Regions from separate parts of the Homo sapiens genome. Here region 1 is linked to region 2. Evidence: chromatin contacts called from ENCODE Hi-C or POLR2A ChIA-PET data. All regions are on one chromosome and are shown on one strand. The core of a region is the stretch at or near the end of the contact, and the rest is flanking DNA. Distances in the headings are between cores, read along the strand shown. Region 1 overlaps PHACTR4 (phosphatase and actin regulator 4). Region 2 holds the start of ATP5IF1 (ATP synthase inhibitory factor subunit 1).

Region 1 (7,544 bases), core at 1,238-3,737, 180 kb before region 2:
AGCCACTGCATCTGGCCTAGAGAACTGGTCTTGATCCTATCAAAGTATGTAAGCAATGTTGTAACAGAAAAAAATGAACTAGAAGGATATACACAACATTCGTGGTATGTATGGGTTGTCACTAGACAAAGGTGGTCAAAGGAGACTTTATCTAACAAGTTTTACTTTATAAAATGTGTCTTAATGTTATCAATTTTTAAATCAATTTGGTAGAAATGCAGATGTTGATATTATTTAAGTATTTAAGAATAAAAATACATTATCCTATTCCTAGGGTAACTAAAGCTTTTAACTAGAAGAGTTGAATTTTCCCATCTACAAAGATAAGCAAGCATATCATTTTCGTTCTAGTTTTTGACCTATCAAGGTAATAATTTGTAACTATTTATAGATTAGCCAGGCATGGTGGCTGCTCACCTATAGTCCCAGCTACTCGGCAGGCTGAGGCAGGAGAATCGCTTGAACCCAGGAGGCAGAGGTAGACTTCATCTCAAAAAAAGTGTGTGTGTGTATATATACACACACACATACATGTATCACTTTATATATGTTTTTTACACTATATACACATATATATTTACACTTTATATGTGTGTGTGTATATATATGTGTAAAGTGATAATATATCTACATAATCCTTAGATATTGCAATAAATCCTCTTGGGTCATATTCTTTCAATATATTTATAGATTTGACATATCAAATGGGGACAAAAACAGGCCAGCCACGGTCGCTCACGCCTGTAATCCTGGCACTCTGGGAGGCCGAGGCGGGTGGATTACTTAATTTCAGGAGTTCGAGACCAGCCTGGCCGACATGGTGAAACCCTGTCTCTACTAAAAATACAAAAAAATTAGCTGGGCATGGGGGCGGGCACCAAACAAGCAGAAAACAGCTAGCTATAAATTGGCATGTTAAAAAATGTAACTACTGTACATAGAAAACTTCCCTAGAAAAAAATCATAAAAGTAGATATATCAAAATGTTATTAGTAATTACCAATGGATAGAAAGGTCAAATGATTTAAATTTTTCTCCTTTTTTTATTTTTTGAGATGGAGTCTCTCTCTGTCACCCAGGCTGGTGTGCAGTGGCACAATCTCAGCTTATTGCAACCTCTGCCTCCAGGGTTCAAGCAATTCTCCTGTCTCAGCCTCCCAAGTAGCTGGGACTACAGGCGCACACCATCATGCCCGGCTAAATTTTGTATTTTTAGTAGAGACAGGTTTCCACCATATTAGCCAGGCTGGTCTCGAACTCCTGACCTCAGGTGATCCACTGCCTCAGCCTCCCAAAGTCCTGAGATTACAGGTGTGAGCCATTGCACCTGGCCTTAAAATTTTCTCCTTTATGCCATATTTTCTCATTTTTCTCAAAGAAATATATATTGTTTTTGTAATAAGAAAAAATAATGATTTGTTGGATTTAATCTACATGTAATTTATATAGACTTTCTACAGCTGTATTAAGTGGAATAGAACAAATGTATTTGTTTGTTTGTTTTGTTTTGTTTTTTGTTTTTGAGATGGAGTCTTGCTCTGTCACCCAGTCCAGAGTGCAGTGGCGCAATCTTGAGTCACTGCAACCTCTGCCTCCCAGGTTTAGATGTTTCTCCTGCCTCAGCCTCCCAAGTAGCTGGGGTTACAGTTGCCTGCCACCACGCCCAGCTATTATTATTATTATTTTTTTTTTTTGTATTTTTAGTAGAGTCAGGCTTTCGCCATGTTGGGCAGTGTGGTCTCAAACTCCTGACCTCATGTGATCTGCCTGCCTTGGCTTCCCAATGTGCTGGGATAGGCATGAGCCACCACACCCAGCCGGACAAATGTATTTTTCTACTATCTTTGTCAGCATTTATTTATTTAGAGATAGGGCTGTGCTCTGTCCTCCAGGCTGGAGTGCAGTGGCACAATCTCATTTCACTGCAGCCTTGACCTCCTGGACTCAAGCAATCCTCCCACCTGAGCCTCCCAAATAGCTGGGACTATAGATGTGTGCCACCATACCTGGCTAACTTTTTAAAAGATTCTTGTGTCTTTTTTTTTTTTTTTTTTGTAGGGTCTCCCAATGTTGCCTAGGCTGTTCTTGAACTCCTGGGCTCAAGCAATCCTCCCGTATGGGCCTCCCAAAGGACTGAGATTAGAGGCATGAGCCACTATGCCCAGACTGTCAGCTTTTAGTTATCAAGATTTTGCCAACTTTATAAAATAAACAGGTATACTTTCTTTTTCTCTGCTATACTGATTGATATAGCATTATAGAGCTGTCCCCTCTTATCTGTGGTTTCACTTTCTGCAGTTTCAGTTACTTGTGGTTGACTGCAGTCCAAAGATATAATATGGAAAATTTCTAGAAATAAATAACTTGTAAGTTTTAAATCATGTGCCACTCTGAGTATCATGATGAAATCTCATGCCATCCTGCTCTGTCCTGCCCAGGGGTGAATCATCCATCACCTTGTCCAGCATATCCACACCGTATGTGTTCACTGCCTGTTAATCACTTAGCAGCCATCTCAGTTGCCATATCAACTGTGGCGGTATTGCAGTGCTTGTGTTCAAGTAATCTTTGTTTTACTTATTTGTTCTATTTTATTATTAGTTATTGTTATTAAATTCTTACTGTGCCTAATTTATAATCCAAACTTTATCACAGGTACATATGTATGTATGTATATACAGGAAAAAAACAGTACATATTGGGGTTCAGTATTATCCATGATTTCAGGGATCCACTGGCATTCTTGGTCTTGGTATATCCCCCATAAATAAGGAGGGACTACTGCAATCATCTGCTTCATCAACATGAATTAAATTGTCCACAAAACCCCTGGCCTAATCACATTTTAACACTAGTCTACATAGGATTTTTATTTCTTGAGTTCCTTTGGCAAATTATATTTTCCTAGAAAATTACCCATTTCAGGGGGAAGGAAGGGGGGAACAGCAAAAAAAAGAAAAAAAAAAGCAAGAAAGAAAATTACCAGTTTCATCAGGAATTCAACAGGGTGTCAAGGTAATTCAGTGGACAAAGGAGAATATTTCCAACTTTGTACCATATCTAAAAATTAACTCAAAAAGAATCAACAACTTAAAATAAAACCTAATCTTTGGTTAAGCAAAGATTTCTTCAAGAAAACACAAAAATTATGAACTATAAAAGAGAAAATGGATTAAATTGGATTGCATTACTTTAAAAGCCTCTGAAAGCAAATAGACAAGCCACAGGCTGGAAGAAAACATTTGTATGACATATATCATCGTCTGTCCAGGGTGCATGACACATTGATAAGGGCTCAGTTTGCAGCAATAAATTCAGATGGAAACCAGTCCATGCATTTAGTCAACCTATCCCACTTGCTATGATTTTCTAGGAGTAAGACGTAGTCAGAAGTGATAAAAAGTGGTGAGAGGACACAGGCAATAGTCCAGAATGTCAGCATTACTGCCTTTCCAGGCTTCTACTACTACTACTACAGCTCATCTTTTTCTACTGACAGAAAAAATAATTACATAATATCTGTTATTCAGGTTCACAGAATTTGGTGCCTGTGTACTCTGTTTTCCTTAAGATTGGTAATTCTATCTTATGCAGAAAAATTAAAACCACTGGAAGAAACACATACAGATATGTATTGTGTGTTTACTACTGGGCAGTGGGTAGGATGTAACAGTAAAAACATGTTGACCTTTATACCCCTTCAGGAAATAAGATGACAGAGGATATTTAATATATATTTATAATAATGCTATATTAAATTTCTCATCAAGACCACTAGGAGAAAAAATGGAACTAGCATCAATTTTGGCATCATGTAATACTGGAGGAATTTAACTCCTACACCCTGAGGACCTCAAAACTAATTAAGCTTGTATTTTGTCTTTCATTCTTAAAGAGGAGGGAGGGAAGGACTATGTTACTGGCATATTTTGAGCTTCAAGTGATAACAACATAACATCAAAAATGTTTTCCCATGAACTTTGAAGTGCATTATGTCTTGAGTTTGGCTCCTTGGCAAATGTTCTTAAACAGCTAGAAAAAAACTCCTTTATAGCATCATCATAATAATTCATAAATTCAGATACAGAATAAGAAAAAAATAATTGACTTTGTTTAGGAAATAATAAATTCTATTTGCTACCTTAACAAACTACTTCTCCTATTTCCTATATGATACAAATTCTAATCAAAAGGAGGTATTATCTTATAAATTTGTTTCCAGAATGCCATGCATATGAATAAAGCCTTTGCAACTAGCTTTAAATTCAGAATGCAAACTGATAATCTACATCTCATTAAACAATCACCAAACACACCCAAAAAAGTATTTTCAACAAGTCATGTTCATATTTATACAAGAGAGGGTATATAGAAACTTAATGAAGTATTCAGATGATTTAAAACATTTTGGGAAGGCAATTAGTATGCAGATCCTCCTCCACCTCAAAAATCTTTAGAAGGAAGTCACAACTCAGTACTTTTAAATAAGTGATATGCTAGGGTTTCAGTCCCTTTTGTTCTGGTATGCTCTTGGGAGAATGACTGTTAACTCCATAAGCAGTTGAAAAGGGAGGAAGAAAGCAGAAGCACGAATTAGCTATTTTTGAAAGTAGTGGGGTGTGGAGCATCATGGTAGCACAAATTCTATGCACATCCTCTCTGGATCCTTCCTTCACTCAGCACTTATGTACAGTGTAGCCATGAATTTTTTTCTTTCTTTTCTCTCTCTTTTTTTTTTTTTTGAGACAGAGTCTCGCTCTGTTGCCCAGGCTGGCGTGGAGTGGCGTGATCTTGGCTCACTGCAACCTCCGCCTCCCGGGTTCAAGCAATTCTCCTGCCTCAGCCTCCCAAGTAGCTGGGACTACAGTAGCACGCCATCATGCCTGGGTAATTTTTTGTATTTTAGTAGAGGCGGGGTTTCACCTTGTTGCCCAGGCTGGTCTCGAATTCCTGAGCTCAGGCAAACCGTCCACCTCGGCCTCCCAAAGTGCTAGGATTACGGGGGTGAGCCACCGCGCCCAGCCTAATTTTTTCTTTTAACTGGTAGTATACACCAGTATAGGTTAACAAGTAATACATTCATTGTATTTTATCCAGGTCTCTGAAATGAGATGAAAGGGAGGTGACCTAAAATCAGGAGAAGCAAGGTAAAAGCTGTTTGATTCCTCTATCACTTTCCCTACTCCATGATCTTCAATGTCTGTCCTACACTAACTCTGGCGGAATTTTGGAATCTGTTTTCCAAGAAAGTGTAAAGCAAATGGTCTCTGGAAAGGGGTCGCAAAAGGCAACTGATGGTAGGGATATGGTACAAAAAATGGAAGGGGTTGGGTGCAATGGCTCATGCCTGTAATCTCAACTTTTGGGGAGGCCGAGGTGGGAGAATCACTTGAGCCCAGGAGTTCAAGACCAGCCTGGGCAACATAGGGAGACTGCATCTTTACAAAAAGTAAAAAAATTAGTCAGGCATGGTGGTATGTGCCTATAGTCCCAGCTACTTGGGAGGCAGAGGTGGGAGAATTGTTTGAGCTCAGGAGGTCGAGGCTGCGGTGCTTTTTTTTTTTTTTTTTTTTTTGAGACAGAGGAAGACTGACCCCAAAAAATAAAAATAAAAAAATAAAATGAAAAAGAAAATAAGGCCAGCTGCAGAGGCTCATGCCTGTAATCTCAGCACTTTGGTAGGCCGAGGCAGGCGGATCACCTGAGGTCAGGAGTTCGAGACCAGCCTAGCCAACATGGTGAAACCCTAAAACTACAAAAATTAGCCAGGCAGTGATGGGTGCTTGTAATCCCAGTTACTCGGGAGGCTGAGGCCAGGAGAATCATTTGAACCCAGGAGGCAGAGGTTGCAGTAAGCTGAGATGGCGCCACTGCACTCTAGCCTGGGTGACAGAGCAAGACTCCATCTCAAAAGATAAAAATAAAGTAAAATAAAATACAAATACAAGTAAAATTAAAAATGGAAGAGAATTAAGTGAAAATATGCATAATTAATGCTGAATGCAGCAGTCTCTTCAGTCAGTTTTCTTCACCCCTTACCATCCAAACACAGTGGGAAGACTGTGCCCCTTAGACCCTGATACTGATATGAGAATGTTCATCAACAATAAGGCCAAGAAGCTCACCCAAAGGCAACCTGCCTATACATTTAAAGCTTCTAACTGGCTATTTAGTCCCTCACTTTTAACCATCAGCAGACAGTTAATTATTACTAGACATCAGAGAAAAACTCTAACATAAAAGAAACCAAATCAATATTTAAAAACAATGTTAGGAAAAAAAGAGACTATGCAGGGCAAGGAAAATCTGTTGAAAGAATGAAAGGATAGTATAAAAAGAAACATGCAGAGACTTCAAAAAGACCTCCTGGAGATTAAACTCTAATAGTAGAAAAGAAAAATTTAATAAAAGTAGAAGATAAAGTTGAATAAATCTTGCAGGAAACATATCTAAAGGAAAAAGAAATGAATTAGATAATTATTCCAGGAGGTTCAACATCAAAAAGCTACTGGCAACCAAGACAGAGGAAGACATGAGGGTTTAGGAAACAAAGGAGCTAACACAGGAAAGAAGCAAAGCTGTCAGGAAAATGGAGACTGGATAACCCAGGATGACAGTTGCGTACCACCTCTACAGACTGCAAGGCCACCTGTACACAGACTGGAGCAATGTGACTCAAGAGATATATTGAAAGCTGTCATCACCAATATCTCTGCTGCTATTTATCCTTTTTAAAGCTAAGAACACAGTACCCAGGTGAGCCTGGCCCTCAGCCTGTCTTGACTAAATGCTTATGGATTTCTTCTTTGAACATACTTGATTGCCTAATGAGTTCCAGACTCATTTCGCTCCACAAAAGTTTCTTTAACCCAGCGGTCCCCAACCTTTTTGGCACCAGGGACCAGGTTCATGGAAGACAATTTTTCTACAGACGGGGGTGTTGGGGTGGTTTGGGATGAAACTGTTCCACCTAATCACTGATCTGACAGGAGGTGGAGCTCAGACTGTAATGCTCACTGGCCCACTGCTCACCTCCTGTGGCCCGGGGGTAGTGGTGCAGGGTACTCCTGCTTAGGAGAAACCACAGAGCTAATCACTCCCTCTGACCATATTTCTGTCAAATGTCCAAGACCTAGTCCACACTGAAACCCTGCCCAATACAATCTCCAGGATTAAATCTTAACTTTACTCATGACTTCCATAGAAGGGCCTCTAGGAACCTCAGGAAAATGAAGCAAGTATAATCTGCTGATCTCTGGGGATCCCTGAGATCCTTTCAGAAGTCCAAGAGGTAAAACTAAATACATAAGAATACAAAAAAATTATTTGCCTTTTCCACTGTGTTGACACTTGCACTGATGGTACAAAAGCAATGGTGAGCAAAACTGTTAGCACCTTAACACAAATCAAGGCAACAGCACCAAACTGTAGCAGAAATCATTGTATTCTTCACAACTACACAGTTACAGTGAAAAATAAATTCAACTTTAAGAATGTCCTTGATAAAGCAATAAAAAATATTAGTTTTAATAAATATCAACCCT
Region 2 (6,496 bases), core at 3,477-5,976:
TTTTATTATACCTAATAATCTGTCTTTATAAAAGTGTTTACCCAAAAATGCCAGCAGATTCCATGAGAAACTACCTGTACTACAATGATCGTCAAACTTTGGTGCATACATGACAGAATCAACCGGAGGGCTTGTTAAAGGATTGCTGAGTCAAACCCCTCGTTTCAGCAGGTTTGTGGTGGGGCCTGAGAATTTACATTTCTTTTTTTTTTTTTTTTAGACGGAGTCTTGCTCTGTTGCCCAGACTGGAGTGCAGTGGTGCGATCTTGGCTCACTGCAACCTCCGCCTCCCGGTTCAAGCGATTCTTCTGCCTCAGCCTCCCGAGTAGCTGGGACTACAGGTGCCCGCCACCATGCTCAGCTAATTTTTGGATTTTTAGTAGAGACGGGGTTTTACCATATTGGCCAGGCTGGTCTCGAACTCCTGACCTTGTGACCCACCCACCTCGGCCTCCCAAATTGCTGGGATTACAGGCAAGAGCCACCGCGCCCTGCCGAGAATTTGCATTTCTAACAAGTTCCCAGGTGATGCTGACACTGCTGGCTCATGGAACCACTGCTGTAGTATTTTCCAAATTATCCTGATTCTAAGAACCACCTATGACCTGTGCTGTTTTTTCAGTGGTTACTGGCTCATGTCACATAAATTCTTTTAGGATTCAAACATGTTTGTGATATTACTCAGTATTTACATCTTGCTTTTACTGCAGCATGATAGAAAAATTAACCACAGGTATATCATAACAAAAAGACCATGAGTTACCATTTTCACAAAGTTCAGATATATTTAAATTAGCCTATTTAATCTTTTTTTGGTTGTTGTTGAGATGGAGTCTCACTCTGTCTCTCAGGCTGGAGTACAGTGGCACAATCTCAGCTCACTGCAACCTCTGCCTCCCAGGTTCAAGTAATTCTCCTGCCTCAGCCTCCCGAGTAGCGGGGATTACAGGTGCCCAACACCACACATGGCTAATTTTTGTATTTTTAGTAGAGATGGGGTTTTGCCATGTTAGCCAGGCTGGTCTTGAACTCCTGACCTCAGATGATCCGCCTGCCTCGGCCTCTCAAAGTGCTGGGATTACAGGCATGAGCCATCGCACCCAGCCTATGGTACACCTTTACTGAGGAAACAATTCAGGAACATCACTCTTAGTAAGGCAATTGTTGATTATAAGTCAAAAAAACACCATCATGTACAAATTCAGGGGATTTTGTATACCTTGTTTTTTTGGTTACAAATATGCAAAATTAAAGATGTTTGCTAATACTTGTTTCCAATTTTTAAACTTTTCAAGTGTTGCACTGTTAATAATGTTAAAATAAAAGGCATTTGACTTAGTATGATTGTTTCTTGAACTTCATCTTTTCAGGTTATTTTGTTGCTGGCCACTTGCAAGATTTATAGGCACTACTGAGGCCTCAGTGCTGAGATTCAGCAACATTATAATCATTATAATTCAAAGTTTAGTTTTTTGTTTTTTGTTTTTTTTTTTAAAGAGATGGGGTCAAAATGCTGCCCAGGCATGTCTGGAACTCCTGGGCTCAAGCAATCGTCTTGCCTCAGACTGCCAAGTAGCTGAACTGTAGGCACATACCACACCTGGCTGTGTTCAGTTTCATGGGCAAGTCAAACTATCTAGTGTTTTGTCTGTACAGACAAGGTCAATGCGACTTCTCCAAGCTTTTATCACTCAATGGTCCTACAGGCCCTTGTGAGATAGATAGGGTCTTAGAACAAATAACTCATTACAATCCTGGGCAAATACTCTACTGAACTGGTGAACTGAAAATGTTTTGCTAATGGCCCAAATGTCACCTCAAATTTTTTTGCCTAGAGGAGTTACACAACTAGTTTGTATAATAATTTAGTTATACTAGGCCCTCAAGTCTAATTTGAAACAAAATACTTGGCAAAGCAAAATATAACCTAAGAAATAATTCTGATTTTCTGCTAATAACAGACTTGGTTTAGTAGTCAAAAAACCTGGACACAAGTCTCACTGCCAAGGTGCTGAGTGACTGTATAAATCACATGATTTCTAATTCCAGTTCTCTCAATCTACAAAATTAGAACAAGGATGACTAGCTCATATTAAGTATCCTCTAAACCATTTTAAAAATGCAAAATGCTGTTTTAACTGATGGTACTTTCAATTGTATCTTTTTTTTTTTTTTTTTTGAGACAGAGTCTCATTCTGTCACCCAGACTGGAGTGCAGTGGCACAGTCTCGGCTCACTGCAACCTACACCTCCCAGGTTCAAGTGGTTTTCCTGCCTCAGCCTCCTGAGTAGCTGGGACTACAGGTGCGTGCCACCACACCTGGCTAATTTTTGTATTTTTAATAGAGATGGGGTTTTACTGTTGTCCAGGCTGGTCTTGAACTCCTGACCTCAGGTGATCCACCCACCTTGGCCTTCCAAAGTGCTGGGATTACAGGCATGAGCCACCGCACCTGGCCTAATTGTATCTTTTGAAGCAATGACTCCTTCGGATCTCCAGGATCCTCCTGATCTTTATGCTTCAGATTGGGATTTATCCTTCAGGAAGCTTTCTCTGAACACCTCTAATTAGACGGGGAGGGGTACTTTGTCTGTGTCACACCTATCCCCCCAACTCGTGTTGTTTCATAGCACTTATCACACTGTGCATTGTCTGTGGGTTCCTGGATGCAGGGACGCCTCTAATCCATTTTAGCAGTCCATTGGTGTCTGTCTATCTCTTCCAGATAGAAGAAGGCATCAAACACAGTTCACTGATGACAATTTATTATAATCTGTTAGTAGCACACAGACAAATATTAGTTAAACCAGAACCATGTCTACACAGAAGTGGGCAATGACATGTGCCATTCTATGGCACACGGTGTGCACTTAATCATCATGTTTTAGCATTTTGATCTTCTGCTTATGGCGCTCAATTTCTTTCTGCAGACGCTCAATCTCCTTCTTATGATGAACGATTTCTTCTTCATGGTGTTTTTTCAAAGCTGCCAGTTGTTCTCTACTCTGTGCTCTACAAGGACACGGTGGCTCAGGGTTTAATTTCAATCCTTCACCCCAAAGAGATCTCAAAGCATAACCTGTAATGTCTAAGCAAGGAATAGGAGTTCCAATTCCATGGGAGTCTAGCTGGTCATCCTCTTCTACTCCTCAACTAGTGAAAGAATACCCCATCTTAAATTGAGGTGTAGCCATCTTAAGAAGACCAAAGAGCTTATTGCTTTCAGATTCCTCTTTAAAATAGAAAACTCCAGAGAGATGTGACACAAGTCCCTAATACCTTATGAGGGGAACAACCCAGGGAACTTGACTCCCCTTTAGGGAAAAAAAAAGGAACAAAATGAGGAAGACAGACAAAGGGGTGTAGCTAAAAGGCAAATATCCATTTCCTATTCCAATCTGTCTAGAGCTTTCTTTGCCTATAGAAATGAATGGCCCACTGTAAGGCCAATAAAGGGTCTCTTGCATGCGCAGTACTTGGCAGTTCAATTTAGGTTCCAAGAAGGGACTGGATTACAATGTTGGTTTGGTCACATTTAGGCCTCAGTTTTCCTTAACTACAAAATGTAGGGGCTCAATTAGATAGTCTCTAACGGCTGTACCTTGGCTCTCTATACGGTATGGCAGGTGTCATGGTGATAATTCTCAACAGAAGGCAGAAGTGAAAGGCCAAAGGACAAGCAAAAGCAAGATTAATTCCTCACTGCTCTCCAGAGTGGACAGAAGTCAGTTAAAGATAACTCAAGGCTGGCAAAGGGAGGCCCAGCCCACTCCATACTCCTAAGCAGGAGAGGGAAATCTACAGGTCTAGGTTGGGCTGAGTAGGGCAAAAGCCTTTAGAAGATGGTGTCCAACCATAAGTAGCTCCCATGACCAGCTCCCATCATCCTCACTCTTGCGGAGTCGGGGGTCTAGAAACACCTGAGAAGCCTGAATGCATGCAGGCTTGCAAAGCTAAGGCGTGCTGGCGAGGAAGGAGAGCGTAGAGGGGGTGACAGGTGGGTAAGGGCCGAGGGAGTCAGGCTGGGAGGCAAACGTTGGGCGGTCGGATCTAGACACTGTGCGAAGAATCTGGGGGTGTTTCGCACGACCTGAGGAGAACTCCACGCGGGAGATGGTAATGATAAAGGAGGAGTTGAGCCGTGGGTTGTTTTGGAGACCCGCCGGTGGAAACGGTTTGGGGGCCTGAAACTGTTGTGCAGGTAACTGGGAGTGCCCTATACGTGGCAACGGTCGGGACATCAAGGGTTAGGGTATACTGGATTGGGGCCCGGGAGTTCTGTTGGGGGATGGGGCGCCCAAGGCACCAGGTAGGAACGGGTGGGGCGATTGGCAGTTTAAGGATTGGAAGGCCATTGGGAGATCCAGGGCTGGACTTGGGACCCGGTGAGCCTCACCGGAAATATCGTTCCTCTTCAGCCTGCTCTCTCTTTCCGAAGGCCCCACCGGCTTCCCGGATGGAGCCCGCGCCCCGGTCGACATTCTCGGACTGCAGAGAGACAGGGACACTGGTAAAGGTACGGAAGCAAAGATGGGATCCGCCCGCGGGGCTGGAGCAGCGGACACTGCCGCAGCGTACCTGATCCGAGCCGAAGCCTCGGGCTTGCATGGTCCTCACGCCCCACACGCCAAGCCACGTCCGCGCCGCCAACGCCGTCACTGCCATTGCTGCTGGAGCTGCACCTCTGGCGTCTCTGCCGCAGCAAGCAGTCTCTCGTTACGCGCTAATGGCAGGGACGGCCAAGCACCCAATCTGGTCGACGGAGGGGCGGATGAACACAGGAGTAGCGAATCACGGGAGAGCGGAGGCGGGCTTCCCGGAGCTCACAGCGAATCCCGAGCAAGAGACGGGTTTCTTCTTAGCCAACCGCTAGCAAGGGCTTAGGGCCAAAGGACTGGAAAGAGGAATGATGGAGGAGTTTAGAGAGCTGAGTGAGGAGAGTGCCAGAAGCCGAAATTTCGGCTCTTGGACCCATCAGAATGAGGCGTGGCGTCCACCTCCAGCCCACGATTTCAATTCTAAAGTCGTTATTATTCAAAGCCCAAAGGAAGTTTTCCCTTCCCTGGCCTGCTAGCATCAATAAAATGGGGGAATTCGGGGTTTGGGAGCTGTGTCCAGGATGCTGATGTCCAGGATACCGACGTCCAATGTGCCCTGGCTTAGATATACATAAATCGCGTTCATTTGTTATGAGAAGTGTCAGTGTTCTGGCTGGGCGCGGTGGCTCACGCCTGTAATCCCAACACTTTGGGAGGCCGAAGTGGGTGGATCACCTGAGGTCCGGAGTTCGAGACCAGCCTGGCCAACATGGGGAAACCCCGTCTCTACTAAAAATACAAAAATCAGCCGGGTGCGGTGGCACGCGACTGTAATCGCAGCTACTCAGGAGGCTGAGACAGGAGAATTGGCTTGAACCCGGGAGGCGGAGGTTGCAGTGAGCCGAGATTGCGCAACTGCACTCCAGCCTGGTGACAAAGCGAGACTCCGTCTCAAAACAAAAAAAAAAAAAAGAAAACCCAAATTATAACTTGACCACCTCAGGCACAGTTTCCTAGGACCTCTTGAGGCTGTGTTTCCCCAAGCTATGGTCACTCATCTTGGCTCAGAATAAACCTTTTAAAAATATTTTAGTTTGTTTTTTTCGTTAGCAACATATTGTTGAATGGGCTTAATAACTGCACTTTTGGCAATGTGGTGCAATGCAGTAGAAAAGAGCAGGCCAGGCGCGGTGGCTCACACCTGTAATCCCAGCACTTTGGGAGGCCGAGGCGGGCAGATCACCTGAGGTTGGGAATTCGAGACCAGCTTGACCAACATGGAGAAACCCCATCTCTACTAAAAAAAAAATATGAAAAATTAGCTGGGCATGGTGGCGCATATCTGTAATCCCAGCTACTCGGGAGGCTGAGGCAGGAGAATCGCTTGAACCTGAGAGGCAGGGGGTGCAGTGAGCTGAGATCACGCCATTGCACTCCAGCCTGGTCAACAAGAGAGAAACTGTCTCAAAAATAAATAAATAAAAATAAAAAATAAATTAGCTAGGCGTGGTGGCACATGCCTGTAATCCCAGCTACTTGGGAGGCTGAGGCAGGAGAATGCTTGAACCCGGGAGGCTGAGGTTGCGGTGAGCTGAGATCACGCCATTGCACTGCGGCCTGGGTAACAAGAGCGAAACTCTGTCTCAAAAAAAAAAAAAAAAAAAAAAAAAAAGGATAAGTAGGAGTCTAGGGAAAGCTTGACCTTAACCTCCCTTCATCCATCTAATGAATGTGAACAAGACAACAGTAGTCTTTACTCTCATGAAGTTTATAGCTCTTCTCTAACTCATTTTCTCTTCTCTGTTTCTTCTTTTTTAGATGAGAGAATTGGGCCAGATTATCTACCTGATTGATGATTATAAAAATACCTTCTTTGGGGCTGGGCGTGGTGTCTCACACCTGTAATCCCAGCACTTCGGGAGGCCGAGGCGCATGGATCATGAGGTCAGGAGTTCGA

Evidence for each region. Hi-C counts contacts between places; a loop is a spot of excess contacts on that map. ChIA-PET counts read pairs that join two places held with the same protein, here RNA polymerase II (POLR2A). Pooled maps may share reads with other maps.
Region 1: a loop to region 2 is called in a pooled map, with 2.3 times the contacts of the local background. The contact joins the enhancer-like site here to the promoter of ATP5IF1 in region 2. A Hi-C loop is called at or near these places in 6 of 168 maps with a recorded cell type or tissue (CD4-positive, alpha-beta T cell, CD4-positive, alpha-beta memory T cell, K562 and 3 more), 11 of 37 single-sample maps with no recorded cell type and 18 of 50 pooled maps. POLR2A ChIA-PET finds 5 or more read pairs at or near these places in 8 of 52 experiments (CD4-positive, alpha-beta memory T cell, H1, OCI-LY7 and 4 more).

The regions. Positions count from the first base shown.
Region 1 is chr1:28,412,459-28,420,002 of GRCh38, reverse strand. All of the region lies in intron 2 of PHACTR4 (phosphatase and actin regulator 4), which reads right to left. Among named protein-coding and RNA genes, the nearest start is that of PHACTR4, 46 kb to the right of the region's middle. RefSeq lists a silencer at 2,491-2,550. Within about 2 kb of position 2,487, at least 4 of the 41 ENCODE cell types and tissues checked have a DNase peak (open chromatin) inside an H3K27ac peak, as active enhancers do; they include endothelial cell of umbilical vein, where a contact is called at or near this core.
Region 2 is chr1:28,234,354-28,240,849 of GRCh38, reverse strand. It overlaps ATP5IF1 (ATP synthase inhibitory factor subunit 1), which reads right to left and starts at 4,726. Exons shown (of 3, transcript NM_016311.5): 1 at 4,580-4,726; 2 at 4,398-4,489; 3 at 2,750-3,013. The coding sequence starts at 4,666. The coding sequence ends at 2,872. RefSeq lists enhancers at 4,468-4,527, 5,321-5,827 and a silencer at 5,264-5,488.